3 separate regions of the Homo sapiens genome follow, and all the other regions are linked to region 3. A link is a contact called in ENCODE Hi-C or POLR2A ChIA-PET data. All regions are on one chromosome and are shown on one strand. Each heading gives the region's core, a stretch centred on a gene start or an enhancer-like site at or near the end of the contact. The rest is flanking DNA. Distances are from core to core; before and after follow the strand shown. Region 1 holds the start of CYP19A1 (cytochrome P450 family 19 subfamily A member 1). Region 2 overlaps HDC (histidine decarboxylase). Region 3 holds the start of SPPL2A (signal peptide peptidase like 2A).

Region 1 (4,626 bases), core at 1,906-4,405, 570 kb after region 3:
GCTAACTTCCAAGAAAATGCTAACAACACACTGTGTTTTATACAAAAACCCCTACTAGTATCAAGATTGGCTAAATGATCTAAATTTAGTCACGGTTCTGTTTTTCAACTACCTTTTTACATACAGATGAAAGAGAAAGTTACATTTTCTAGAACTCAGCACTTCCTTATTTCCAGGTGGTTTTAAAGGCTGAAGTTGGCCCTGGTGGAGGTCAGAGATCATACATGGTTTCCATAGTGACAGAAGCCACTGCAAGTCTTGGCAGTAAAAGGTAATCTTTTAAAATGAAAATCTGTCATCCATCTACCGACTCCTCCCCATCCCACACACACGTAAAACTCCTCATTTGTTTCCCATTGCTTTTACAGTAAAGGCCTCAGCCCTACAAGGAAGGTCCCACCCACAGAGTCTGGTCCCTGCCTTGGTTACAGCCTCATTTCACTCCCTCCTCCTTGCTCCTGACGCTCCATGTGGCACCGCATTGGCTTCTTACGGTTCCTCAAATAAGCCATGCCATCTCCTGCCATAGGGCCTTGAACGTGTTGTTCCTCCTCTCTGCAATTCTCCTCACCCCTATCTTCGCCTAGTTTACAACTCAGCTTCAGGTGCCAACACAAGCATCCTTTTCTCAGGGAAGCCTTCCCTGAACCACACATCCAACTCTAGGACAGGCTCTTCAGTGATATGATCTCAAGGAACTGCATTCCTTTCTTCCAGAGCATTTGTCTCGTGGCCGCATTTAGAATTGCACCCTCATGTCTAATATTGTTTGGTAAATCTGTCTCCCCACTCCAGGCTTCAGGAATGATGCCTGGCTTTGCTCTCCATGCTATTCCTGGCTCCTGGCACAGTTCCTGGCAGATAGTAGGCACCCAATTACCATTTGCTGAGTAAATGAATACATGAAAGAATAAAAGAAAGAAAAAAGGGAGAATTGCTGACTTTGGTTGGATGGTGTGAAGTTTCTTGGGGTTTAACAGTAGGAATGGGGAGTTAAAACCATAAGAGGCTGAGTGGAAGATGCATGTGGTGACAACTTTTAGGGTGGCTCTCTCCCTAATCACCAGTGTGGTGGAAGGGTGGTGGGGCAGTAAAACCATCAAAAGTCACAGTGTAGCTGTCAATCTCATCACTGAAGACAAGAATACCCAAGTGCCAGGCCAGGAAAATTATTTACTTCACAATCAGGAAGAAATGCTGTGGAACTAAAGTTGGGGTATATTCTTGAATTTGATTTTATTCTCCAGAGCCCTAAAGTTAACCAGCTGGAATCATTTTTAAGGACCATTCTATTTAACTTTTGGAAATGAAGCATCTGCCTTTTAATGGAAAAACTACTTCTCATTGTAAAGATAGCACACAATGTTCTTGGCTGCTTTGGTCTCCAAAAAAAGGGAATTGAGATATCTCCCTGTGTCCGCATTATATCCTGAGCCTCCTGTGTCAACAAAACAGGCCAGATTGATAGCTTTTTTTTTTTTTTAATAATAAGTAAAAAGTAGCAGCCCATTCTGTGAAGTATCAGGCAGGGCAGGCTATGCAGGCATATCTGCCTCTCAAGAAATCTCAAGAGGCTTAGGGATTCACACTGAAAGGCTCCATATAACCAACCTCAAAGCCATGGTATTCAGACGAGAACCCAAGTTTATCGTGCATTCAAAAGTTCTGTTCCTCAAAAAGCATCTACAAAGTGTGATTAGCTAATGAATCCATTAATCAAATATTCCTACTTGGCACAAGTCCCTGCTGTGAGAGGACAGTTAAGATAGGTCCCTGCCTTAAGAATATTGTAACCCAACTGAAGAAATAGGATGTGGAAGAACTAAGATGTCGATTAACAGCACAAGGCACAGAAGAACTAAAGTGTCAACTAACAGCACAAGGCACACACAGTGTAAGTCTCAGCCAGTTCATATGGCCCATATCCAACAATACCAACCCGTGTTGAACATTTATTATACAAGTGCTTTACAAGTATTTTCTTATTAAAGCTTCACAACCCTATGAAATAGATACAATTACAGTCTCTTTAAAGAACTTGAGTAGCATATCTAAAGTCATGCAGTTAAAAAACAGTTTCAAGGTCAGGTCTGATTCCAAAGCCCAGGTGCATAACCACAGAGCCCCTGCAGCTTGTAGAGCTCACAGTGCTTGGGACTGGCCTAGGAAGTCAAGGCTAGATGAGGAAGGGTACTCGGAGTTAGGCCTTAAAGTGGGCAACACTGAAATAGGCCAGTGATGGAGATAGGTCACTGTGTGGCACTGCGGTGGAAAGAGGGTTGGAGAGAGAAGATAGAGGAGAAGAGGAAAGAGGGCAGAGCATGGCAGCTGCTTGGGCACAGCCACTTTAGGGTGAGAGATGAGTGAAGATGTCTACCTTGTAGGCCATATCAACATGTCCCCCTTCTTCTGTGAAAAATGCCATCATCCCACACAGGAAGAGTTGGAGAGGGATCTGACAGTGGAGTCTGGTAGGAAAGGAGTCTGGCTTTTCATTTGCGCTTCCTTCTGCCCCTCTTGCCCCAGAGCAATATCCCAGGCTTTCCACCAACCCAGCCCACGGGGTGGCCATGCTACAAGCCTTTTGAGTCCTGCATCCCAAGAGGGGCAGCTTCTTGGCCTGAAGTTGTCTAATAGAGCCTGCCTGGCTCCAAGCAGGCCTCATCTCTGCTCTGTCTACTGGATCTGGGCTCTGAACTGGGGTGGGAGGTGGGGAAATGGGGAGGCTGGTTCAGGCTACCACTTCCTCTCCTCACCATTGGATAGCCAGCCTTTCAAGGAAAGTAGGGGGCCAGTTCTGTGGCATAGAACAGTATAGTTCTTAGGCCCTCCTATTTCAGAAAAACACTCAAGCAGTGTTTTCCCTCTGCTCTCACACCACGACAACAGTCATCAACACAGAAGACTTCTGCGACCAAATGTAGGGGATTTTCCCCCACACACCAAGCAGCGGGCACCAGCTGGGTGTCCTCCAACTCAGTTCCAACACTATCTACCTGGAAAGAGTGTCTGATCCCACAGGTTGAGGGCTCAGTCAGATTAAGAGATACATACGCGACGTCTGGAAGATCCCGAGCACAGGACCTTCCGTCCTGATAGGATAAGTTCTTCTTCACCTTCCTGTTTGCCTCCACGTGTTCAGCCCTCCAGAAACTCCCTGAACCCTGTCCTTTGGGCCTTTTATGGAGATTTCATTTGTTGTCCATGACTGAAGCATGTGATTGAACAAAATGTGATTGGACAAAAAGGGTATGATCTAATCTCAGCAAGGTCTGTCTGTCCAGATTCTTCTTCCTCTCTTTGTGCAGCATTCCTTCCTCCAGGGTATGGGGCATGACCTCCTCTGGAATGAGGGTCTTATGACCCACAATCAGATTATAGAGTCCCGCCTTGGGTGGATGAAAGGAGGGCAAAGAAGGCCAGAGAAATATTCTGTTTCCTGAGGCCTAAAGCACCTCTACATTATAGCAAAAGACCTCAGCAAGTGTCATGGGAGTTATGGACAAGAACCATGGACAAAAATCTATATACATGTAATCATAAGATCACACCCCCCACCACACACCACATTGTTCTACATAGAAGTGCCTTCACTATACAGCTTTTCATTTATTCATTCGTTCATTCACTCATTTATTCAACGGGTAATAGTGAATTCCAAATCAGGAACTGTGCTATGTGTTGGGGGTGACATGGCCCCTAGCCTCAGGAGGCTTCTATTCCATGGTTAATGGTGGGTATTGCTGAGAGATGATCAGTCAACAGTAACTGCAATGAATGTTAGGATAAAGAGAAGCCCAGAAGGCTCCACGGTGTTCCAGCTGCTCACAGGGTAATCTGCCTGTCTTTTTTACTTCCGTATCTCCAATGCCCATTATCATACCAGGCACAGGAAGTGCTCAGTTAAGTGTTTACTGAATTAAATGAAGATCTGAATGATGCTGAGTGTCAACCCTCCCTCTCAGTGGCTCCTCCCCATTGGCCCTAAACCTGATACCTGGATGAAAAGAGATAAGGATACATGACAGTTCTTCAAGTAGGTCACAGAACGTTTGAGTTGGGAGGAAATGGACAAAGCTTTTTACATCACTGCCATCCCCTCCCAGTCATCATATCCCCACAGTGGGGGTACTTTATGAAACACTTGGACCTTCATGCTTTCCTAATTTCTTCTTATCCTGTATGCTCTTCTAAGAATACTGAAGTTGGTCAATGTTCCTATTAAAACTCAGGAATCTAAACTTTGACTCAGAATTTCTGATTGAGATGTCACTTCAGTTTCCTTGTGCATTCTCAGAGGCTCTACCCTGGCTCACCCTGGAGAGTAGGGGGCAAGAAGTCTGATACTACTCAGCTTTCTCTCCTGTGCCAAAAAATCCTACCTGCAAGAATTGGTATGTGTATTAGTCCATTCTTGCCTTGCTATAAAGAAAAGCCCGAGACTGGGTAACTTACAAGAAAAGAAGTTTAATTGGCTCATGGTTCCACAGGCTGAACAGGAAGCATGGCAGCACCTGCATCTGGGGAGGCCTCAGGGAGCTTTTACTCATGGAGGAAGGCAAAGCAGGAGCAGGAACATCTCACATGGTGGGAGCAGGAGGAAGAGGGGCCAGGAGAGATGCTACA
Region 2 (4,647 bases), core at 1,521-4,020, 520 kb before region 3:
CAGTGCAGCCATGGCCAAATATAGCCCCCACCTGTGTTTGTAAAGTTTTTTGGAACACAGCATTCCCATTTGTTTACATATTGTCTACGGTAGCTCTTGTAGTACAGAGGTAATTACAATAGAGTATGGCCCACAAAGCCAAAAGTATTTAGTATCTGGCTTTTTACAGGAAATGTTTACCAATCCCTATTGTAGGTGATAGGAGATGAGGATGATGATGATGATGATGGTGATGATGATGACAATTTATTATAATTAGATGAAGAAGGAGATGATGAAGAAGGGGAAGAAGAGAAGAGGAAGAGGTACTCATTGAGTACTTAACTGAGTAGTAGGTAGACCCTGTGCTAAGGGCTGCATATATATTATCTCATTTAATTTGAGAGAGGTAGTATCCTTTTCTCATTTTTATAAATTAGGAAGGCATGGCCAGGGGTGGTGGCTCATGCCTGTAATCCTCGCACTTTGGGAGGCCAAGGTAGGCAGATTGCTTGAGCCCAGGAGCGTGAGAACAACCTGGGCAACATGACAAAACCCCATCTCTACAAAAAATACAAAAAGTAGCCAGGCATGATGGTATGCGCCTGTAGTCCCAGCTACTCAGGAGGCTGAGGTGGGAGGATCACCTGAGCCTGGGGAGGTCAAGGCTGCAGTGAGCTCTGATGGCACTACCGCACTTCAGCCTGAGCAACAGAGACCTCATCTCAAAAATAAATAACAATAAATAAATAAGGCAGACAAATATAGAAAGGTTAAGTAATTTGTCTAAGGTCATCAAACAGTAAAGGGTAGAACTAAAAATCCATTCTTTAAAGCACTTCTCTGTAACACAGAAATATGAAATTTAATTTTATATAACTTTCCAAGAGCTCAGTGTAGTAGAAAGCAGCCCAGAACTATGAAGAAAGGATTTGGAATTGGGAGGCTTCAGGGAAAGTCCCGGGCCTTCTTCCCTCAAGCAGGGCAATTACTCCCTCTGAGCCTTGCCAGGTTAGAGTGACCACCCCAGGCACTGTGCTAAGGATCTAATGAAGAACTAGAATTTATTTTTGTATTGAAGGCATTACGCAAGTGTCAATAATTATCATCACCGTCAAGTTGAAGAGATAAAATCAAATCATATCAAACAACTTTATTTTAATTCCATTTCTTCTATTGTGGGACATTGGAAGAACTTTGAGCACAGTTTTGTAAAGGTGTTTGAGTAGGTGATCACAGGAATGCTAATGAAGCAGAAACCAGAACAGATGGAATAGGCAGAAAAGCTTCTAGTGGAAGCAGAATTTAATCCATTCACAACATTTGGAGAGGAGAGGGTAGTTCAGGTGAAGGACACGGGTGAAGGTGCAGAGATGGACTGAGCATGAGGTCTGGATGGGTCGATGAAATGCCCAAGCTAAGGTAGGAGCTAATCGTCAAGTCCTTGAAAGCCAGGCCCAGGAGTGTGGGCCTCATATGGTAGGCAATGGGGTTGCTAATAGGAGGAATTCAGGGGTTTGATTTGCAAACAGAAGTGCTAAGGGAGGTTAGTCAGGATCTGCACATTGAATATCCAGTCCCAAACTGTAAGCAAAAAAATGTTCCTAATTACTTGTAACCTCCACCAACCATTCCCCGCCCACAACCCTCCAGTCTTGAGTCTGCATTTCTAGAAACAGCACAAAGTGCCTAAAGTTCCTCAATATTGTTGGTGGCAGCTGCTCATTGGTAAACAACCAGTGGTGATTACAAAGGTAAAATTACCAACATTAAAACCAGTCATAGGAAACTGGAGAACATTATGTTAAGCAAAATAAGCCAGGCACAGAAGGACAAATTTCACATGTTCTCACTCAAACGTGGGAGTTAAAAAGTAAGCAAACTGAGCTCGTGGAGACGCACAGTAGAATGATGGTTGGCAGAGGCTGGGAAGGGTAGCAGGGAATGGGGGATAAAGAGGTGATAGTTAACGGGCGCAAAAATACAATTAAATAGATCTAATGTTAGGCGGCACAATAAGGCAACTATAGTTAACTATAATTTGCTGTACATTTCAAACTAACTTAAAGAATGGAACTAGAATGTTTCTAACACAAAGAAATGATAAATGGTTGAGTGGTGGATACCCAGTTACCCTAATTTGATCATTGCACATTGTATGCCTGTATCAAAACCTCACACATACCCCATAAATATATACGTAATTATTATGTAAGCATAATAATTATTTTTTTTAAATGTTAAAAAAAATCATAGTTACCGCTTCCACCACTTCATTTTGGTTTGTGTTTGTTTAACCAAGAAGGAATTCCCTAGAGGAAAGGTGGAAGGACAAAGACACACATAGGCAGAAAGGACAGTGTCTTCAGCTTCCCCCACTACTTTTATCAATGGCTTTGTCTTGCATGTGGACTCTTGTAGAAGTGGGAGAACAATGCCAGTGGCCAGAGTTCTTAGTTAAGTCCCGCTTCTTCCATGAAGAACATGGGAGAGAGGCTGCACCTGTCTCATTTACCTCTGTGTCCCTTTCTTAGCACAATACCTTGTAATTGTTGAATTGAATAGAAATAAATTAAGCAAAATAGGCCTTCAATAAATGCCTGTTGATGCAGGGAGGTTTGTTCCAGACTTGGTAGGTCTACCTGTCCAAGCCAGGGGAGCTTTATTTCAGGCATAATCATAATAGTGCTAAAATATTCAGCCAGCTGTGACCATTGAGGTAATTCCAAAGCAGATAGGATCCTACCCTGGCCACACACACTTCCCCTTGATTTACTTTCTCTTTCTCTTTCCTGCAAACCAGACTCTGGGGCCAACCCTCCCCAGTGCTCAGTGACAGCAAGGGGAACGGTGAGACACTCAGCAGAGGACAGGCATCAGGCAGCCCTCAGGGCATGTTGTGCTCAGCGCTCCTCTGGTTAACAAAGAGAATCAAGTCCCAGGAGCTGAGGAACAGGCCCAGACACCTGAACCACACACCGCAAGTCTCCTAGGCAGATCTGCAAAGTAGAAACCAGCCTTCCTCGCCATGAGAAAACAGAGGAACACAGGCTCAGCCCCCACAGCAGCATGCTACATACATGTCTGACATGTGCTTGAAGATTCTTCACCCCGAAGGACCGAATCACGAACCAGAGTTTAACAGAGCGAAACCGTCGGCTCAGGGGGATCTGCCAGTGCTAGAAACAAAGGAACACAGTGCCCAAGGTTAGAGACAAGGGTGCCCCACTCCCTCGGGCATTTCTGGGCATTATCTGTTGCCTGCCCAGCCCTCCAGGGATGGACGATGTCACCATGACTCTGGGAGCTGTTGCTAAGGAGTAAGCCAAGCTCCCCAAGGGTTGCCCCATCGTGTGACCAAATCACTGATGAAGGTGGCCAATAGTCACTTGTCTGAGAGCCAGACAAGTGGAAGTCAAGTCCATTACCCTGAACCAATGAGAAGGGCACTTTGCTTTCAAGTGCTGCTTTAAACATTTCATCCCGGCCCAGAAACTCAACATAAGGGAAATACATTTTTACTCTAAATGAATCTTTATTCCTTGAATAGCAGAAAATAAAGTTCTATTTTTATTCCTCCCAAAATGTAAAGTATGGTAGTTAGAGCACAGACACTAGAGCCCTGCAGACCTAGGTTTCGCCTCCAGCTGTGCCACTTACTAGCTGTGTGACCTTGGGTAGTGCCACCTCACTGGCTCATCAGTCCGGGACATAAAGAACCAATTGCACCTCCCGGGCAAGTGGTGTGAGGACAAAGAACGCCAAGAGCCTCAGAAGAAGTTGTCAGTAGGTGTTGGCTATTTAGATTATTTTAAAATGTGAGCTACAAATCACAGTAGCATTTCTGTCTAGAGCCAAGATGACCCCTATTTAACCTTACACTGCCTTGTTCATTTTCCTGTGAGATTCCTGTGATCTGAGAGCCATCACTCCAGCTGTCAGATTTCAAATGAGCACCCAAATTTCTGCCGCTGTTAGATGAAAATTGACTCTTTGCTCCTGGTGGCCAAATTCAACAGAGCTTAAAGTTCAAGGTTGCAGTCACCATACATCTGAAAATTTCCAAATCAATTTCAGACTGATTTCTCAGATCTGAAAATAGAGCAGAGGATTTGGAAAACATTTACAGTTATTCTAATGAGTCACGTGGTTTCCTAATGACATCTCCCTCAAACGTCAGAAAGTTTCTACCACAATTTCTGTTGACTAAAAATAAATGTTTGTCCCACTGCGTATTTATCTGCCCATACACAAGATTATCAAATCCTCACAAATGTCCTCACCTTCACCCTTCACCCCAGTTTCCTGAGCCAGGCACAGTTGGGATGTTACCCCTTTGTTGATGGACAATGTTTCCCCAGCAGAAAACTACTAAGCCTTTGATTTCCAAGCAAAACTCTGTTGTGCTGGGGAGCAGCTTGGGGGCTTTTGTGCCAGCAGAAGGCATCAAAACCTGAAAATGGAACAAAATTGCTGTAACAAGGAAAGTGTCAACTCCACCTCTTGTCCAATGGACACTCCAAGAGAATAATGAACGGATGATAGGGATCATCTGTCAAAAGGTTCTGGTTTCCAGATAGTTATAGCCAATTTATTTCATATATAGAGAGAGCTACTTTATTTTACCAGCAAATAAACCAGGATAGGCAGAGGTGATTTTATTTTGAT
Region 3 (4,049 bases), core at 106-2,605:
CGAACTCCCCTCCCCCAGCAATTTTTAGATACATTCTCTCAGGTTCCTGATGTTGCCTGTCAAAGTTATGAATACACCAAAAGGCACTTACTTTTTGGCTTAGATTTTGGTTTTTCAATAAATATTAAAGACACTTTTGTATTCACTAATACTAACCCCTTAAACTGGAGAGTCAGCAAAACAGTCTTTCAAAGAAATCACACATTCTAATAGAACGAAACAAGCTTACACGACACCAATTCTGTAATAAATAACATGCGTAAGTTTCCAACCTGAAACTCCCTAAGTAAAAGTCACTAGAAACAAAAACTGAAACACCGGGTTCCTGACACCCCACTCCCACACTGAAGCTCGAATTACTTGAGGCTGAATTTTAAAACACTATTACTTCTCTGTGACTATGAAAACAAATCTATGAACACATATTTCTTACTTACATTTAACCGACGCTCCCCACCCATCCCTTTAAATTAGGCAGAAAACTGAAAACCACTAAAAGCATTACATTTTGGTGTCTTCTTTTAAAAGTTATTTTAAATTACTGCTATTAAAACCCCCCCTCCAAAAAAAAAAAACCCTCATAACAGAATCAAATGAGCCCTAAGGCGAAGCAGGAGCTACAGTGGGGGAAGGGAATTTTAAAAAGACATCCGTGTTAGTGCAATTAAAGTGCAGTCCTCGAACCGCTAAACATACTGGCGCCTTGTATAATTTTTTTTTCTTCCCAAGGGTAAAAAGCGGTAAGAAAGGCTTAGACAATAAAACCCAGAGGTCAATTTTAAATATGCTGGGACAGTGAGCAACTATCGAGAAGCATCAAGGTCAACGCAACCTAAGGGGCTCCTCTGATCTTTTTGCGGTAGGTATTTCGCCAGACTTCAATGGGCGGGAACCGAGTGGGGGGCGGGAAAGTTGGGGGAAAGAGGGTGGAAAAGAGGAGGGTGGAAGGAAAGAGATGAGTAATGGAAAGAGGAGGGGAGGAAAGAGGAGTGCGAGAGCAGGCCGCGGAGGTGCGGGCAGAGGGGAGGCCGGGCGAGGAGTAGGGGAAGGGAGCCCCGGCCTTGGCCCCGGCCCCGCCCAGCCCCTGGGAGGCCTGCGCGCCTTCCCGCCCCCTTACCAGCTGGAGCAGGAAGCCCCAGAGTAGGGCGGCCCCGGCAGGGGACAGCCGCCGCTGCGGCCCCATCGGACTGGTGGGTGCCGGGTGGGACGGCACGGTGCGGCGCAGCTCACTCGGCGGGGTAGGCTCGGAGTCCCGCCGCTGCGCTGCCTCCGTGGCCGGACCGGACCGGACAGGCGCGGGCGGCCGGGCTACGACTGGACCGCCGCTGCTACAGCGGCCGCCACAGCAGCGCGACTTCCTCTTCCGGCCCCGCCCGTAAGATGCGGAAACCCCCGCGCCGGGCTCGGAGAGTCCCAGCGCTCTCCCGGTATCCAGGCGTCCCGGCGTCCCGGCGCTACGAGGCCACCGGCTGCGGGTCTGAGCCTGTCGCTTTCCGGCTGCCCGACTTTAACTCACACCGAAGCCTGGCGGGAGAACGGATTTCTCAAGGCTCGGAAGTGTCTGAGCGTCTGCTCGGTTCCCCAGTAACTACCCGAGTGTTGCATGCAGCCAGAAATCTAAGGGTCACCCTAATTCATCTGCCTGTCATTTGTTCCTGGCCACTCTGACTCACCACATAACCCAGATCCATCCACTTTCTCCAGAACTGCTGCCACCACTCTATCCAGGCCACCAACTTCCCTCTCCTCCAAACGGGTCTCAGTTTCCCCTCCGGACAGCCCAGTAGCCACATAACAGTCCCAGAGCCATCTTTCAAAACATATAAGTCAGATCATGTCTCTCTCTATCACACTTGGAATAAAATAAAAACTTGGCCGGGTGTGATGGCTCACACCTGTAATACCAGCATTTGGATGGCCGAGGTGGGCGGATCACAAGGTCAAGAAATCGAGACCATCCTGGCCAACATGGTGGAACCAAGTCTGTACTAAAAATACAAAAAATTAGCTGGGCGTGGTGGCACGCACCTGTCGTCCCAGCTACTCGGGAGGCGGAGGCAGTAGAATCGCTTGAACCGGGTAGGCGGAGGTTGCAGTGAGCCGAGATTGTGCCACTGCACTCCAACCTGGGCGACAGAGCGAGACTCGGTCTCCAAAAAAAAAAAAAAAAAAAAATCAAAACTCTACTCTAGCCTGCAAAGGTAAATCTGGCCCCTGCCTTCCTGTCTCCCCATCTTCACTACTTTCCCACACTTTAAGGCGCACGGACCTTTGGCCCTCCCGGCCTTTGCTCTGGTGGGCCGCCCGGACTTTGCTCTGGTAGTCCTCCCTGCTGGAGTGCTCTTCTCTCCAAAGCTCAGAATGCCTGCCTTGTTGACATTCACTTATCAGCTTCAATGTCGCTTCCCCAGACGGGACTTCCTGACATACCCAATCTAAAGTACCTGTCCAGTCACTTTCTTTTCTTTTCCTTTCTCTTTTTTTTTTTTTTTTTTTTTTGAGACGGAGTTTCGCTTTTCTTGCCCAGGCCGGAGTGCGATGGTGCAATCTCGGCACACTGCAACCTCCGCCTCCCAGGTTCAAGCAATTCTCCTGCCTCAGCCTCCCCAGTAGCTGGGATTACAGGCGCGTGCCACCACACCCGGCTAATTTTGTATTTTTAGTAGAGACGGGGTTTCACCATGTTGGTCAGGCTGGTCTCAAACTCTCGACCTCAGGTGATCCACCCGCTTTGGCCTCCCAAAGTGTTGGGATTACAGGCATGAGCCACCGCACCCGGCCTGTCCAGTCACTTTCATATTATTGTTTATTTTAATTATCTGCACAGCACTTTTCATTCTATGTATAGGTTCATTTATTTATGCCACCTCCCACTTCATAGCAAGGGGTGTCTTTGCTTTGTTGACTGCTATACCCTTTACATCTACAGTATTTGGCATATAGTAGGTCCTCAGATATTTGTTGGATGAATATTTAATATCAAATGCTGAATAGGACAGTGTGCCTGCCACCCCACAGCTCATAGTTTAACGAGGGACACAGATGTGTGAGCAAACACAGTTCAGGGTGAGTAGTGACTCTTGTTTGCACAAGATGTTATGGAAGTATCAAAAGGAGTTATAAAAGGGGTGCCAGGAAAAATACCAGCCTGAGCTGAGTCTGGGTGAGTTAATTTTAGCCAGGCAAAGGGTAGAAGAAGGGGGGCACTTCCAGGAAGAGTGAGCCATTAGTGTCAAAGCCAAAGGTGGCATTGAAGGAACTGCAAAACTTGGGCTTGGCTGAAGTTATGAGTGGTGAAAGATGACATGTGAGAAGAGGCCAGAGGCAAAATCATAAATACATTGGGACTGTTTGTGACTTTGGGCTTTGTCCTGCCAGGGGTAGAGAACAAATGAATAATAAATAGGGCAATGACATACACTTTCTGTTTTAGAAAGCTCTCTATGGTGGCTGGCAGGGCAGCAGACGTGTTGAAACAGGTCAAGAAGTGGAAGCCAGGACACCTGTTAGACATCTGTAGTAACAAAATCCAGGGACACTGAGGGCTTGAACTGTGGCAGAAGAAATAGGGAGGAGGAGATGGATCTAAAAGACTTGTAGCAGAATTTGGTAACTTTGAAGACATGGAGATAAAGGGAGAGGTATGATTCCCGGGTTCTTGCCCTCGGCTATTTATTGAGTTGGGTGCCAAAGGCGAAGTAGGTGGGGGTTGATGGGATAAATGGGTCGGGGGGAATACTTTTGGAAGTGGGTTTGAAATGCTTTTAGGATATCCAAGTGCAAATATCTGCTGTCAATGGCTATGTGGGTTGGTCTGAAGCTTAGGGGCACAGTGAGGTAAGAACTGCCTCATCTGCTGCCTATCAATTCTGGACTATTTTCATACTTTCTAGTTGCCCACAGCAAGCCAGGTTCCCCACCCCCTCCTTTTCTTTTTGTTTTGAGATGGAGTTTCACTCCTGTTGCCCAGGCTGGAGTGCAATGGTATGATCTCATCTCACTGCAACCCCCGCCTCCCAGGTTCAAGCGATTCTCCTACCTCAGCCTCC

What was found. A loop is a pair of places that touch in the nucleus more often than their neighbours do. ChIA-PET counts read pairs that join two places held with the same protein, here RNA polymerase II (POLR2A). Pooled maps may share reads with other maps.
Region 1: a map with no recorded cell type shows a loop between it and region 3 (4-fold over the local background). The contact joins the promoter of CYP19A1 here to the promoter of SPPL2A in region 3. A Hi-C loop is called at or near these places in 3 of 37 single-sample maps with no recorded cell type and 4 of 50 pooled maps. POLR2A ChIA-PET finds 5 or more read pairs at or near these places in 1 of 52 experiments (K562).
Region 2: a loop to region 3 is called in a pooled map, with 6 times the contacts of the local background. The contact joins the enhancer-like site here to the promoter of SPPL2A in region 3. A Hi-C loop is called at or near these places in 6 of 50 pooled maps. POLR2A ChIA-PET finds 5 or more read pairs at or near these places in 3 of 52 experiments (HEK293, activated CD4-positive, alpha-beta T cell and activated T-cell).

The regions. Positions count from the first base shown.
Region 1 is chr15:51,335,441-51,340,066 of GRCh38, forward strand. It overlaps CYP19A1 (cytochrome P450 family 19 subfamily A member 1), which reads right to left and starts at 3,156. Exons shown (of 10, transcript NM_000103.4): 1 at 3,055-3,156. RefSeq lists promoters at 3,081-3,658, 3,081-3,399, an enhancer at 3,320-3,399 and cis regulatory regions at 3,351-3,368, 3,433-3,462.
Region 2 is chr15:50,245,186-50,249,832 of GRCh38, forward strand. HDC (histidine decarboxylase) reads right to left here. Exons shown (of 12, transcript NM_002112.4): 10 at 3,060-3,158. Among named protein-coding and RNA genes, the nearest start is that of HDC, 18 kb to the right of the region's middle. Within about 2 kb of position 2,771, at least 9 of the 41 ENCODE cell types and tissues checked have a DNase peak (open chromatin) inside an H3K27ac peak, as active enhancers do.
Region 3 is chr15:50,764,351-50,768,399 of GRCh38, forward strand. SPPL2A (signal peptide peptidase like 2A) reads right to left here and starts at 1,356. Exons shown (of 15, transcript NM_032802.4): 1 at 1,118-1,356. The coding sequence starts at 1,183. RefSeq lists a silencer at 931-1,390.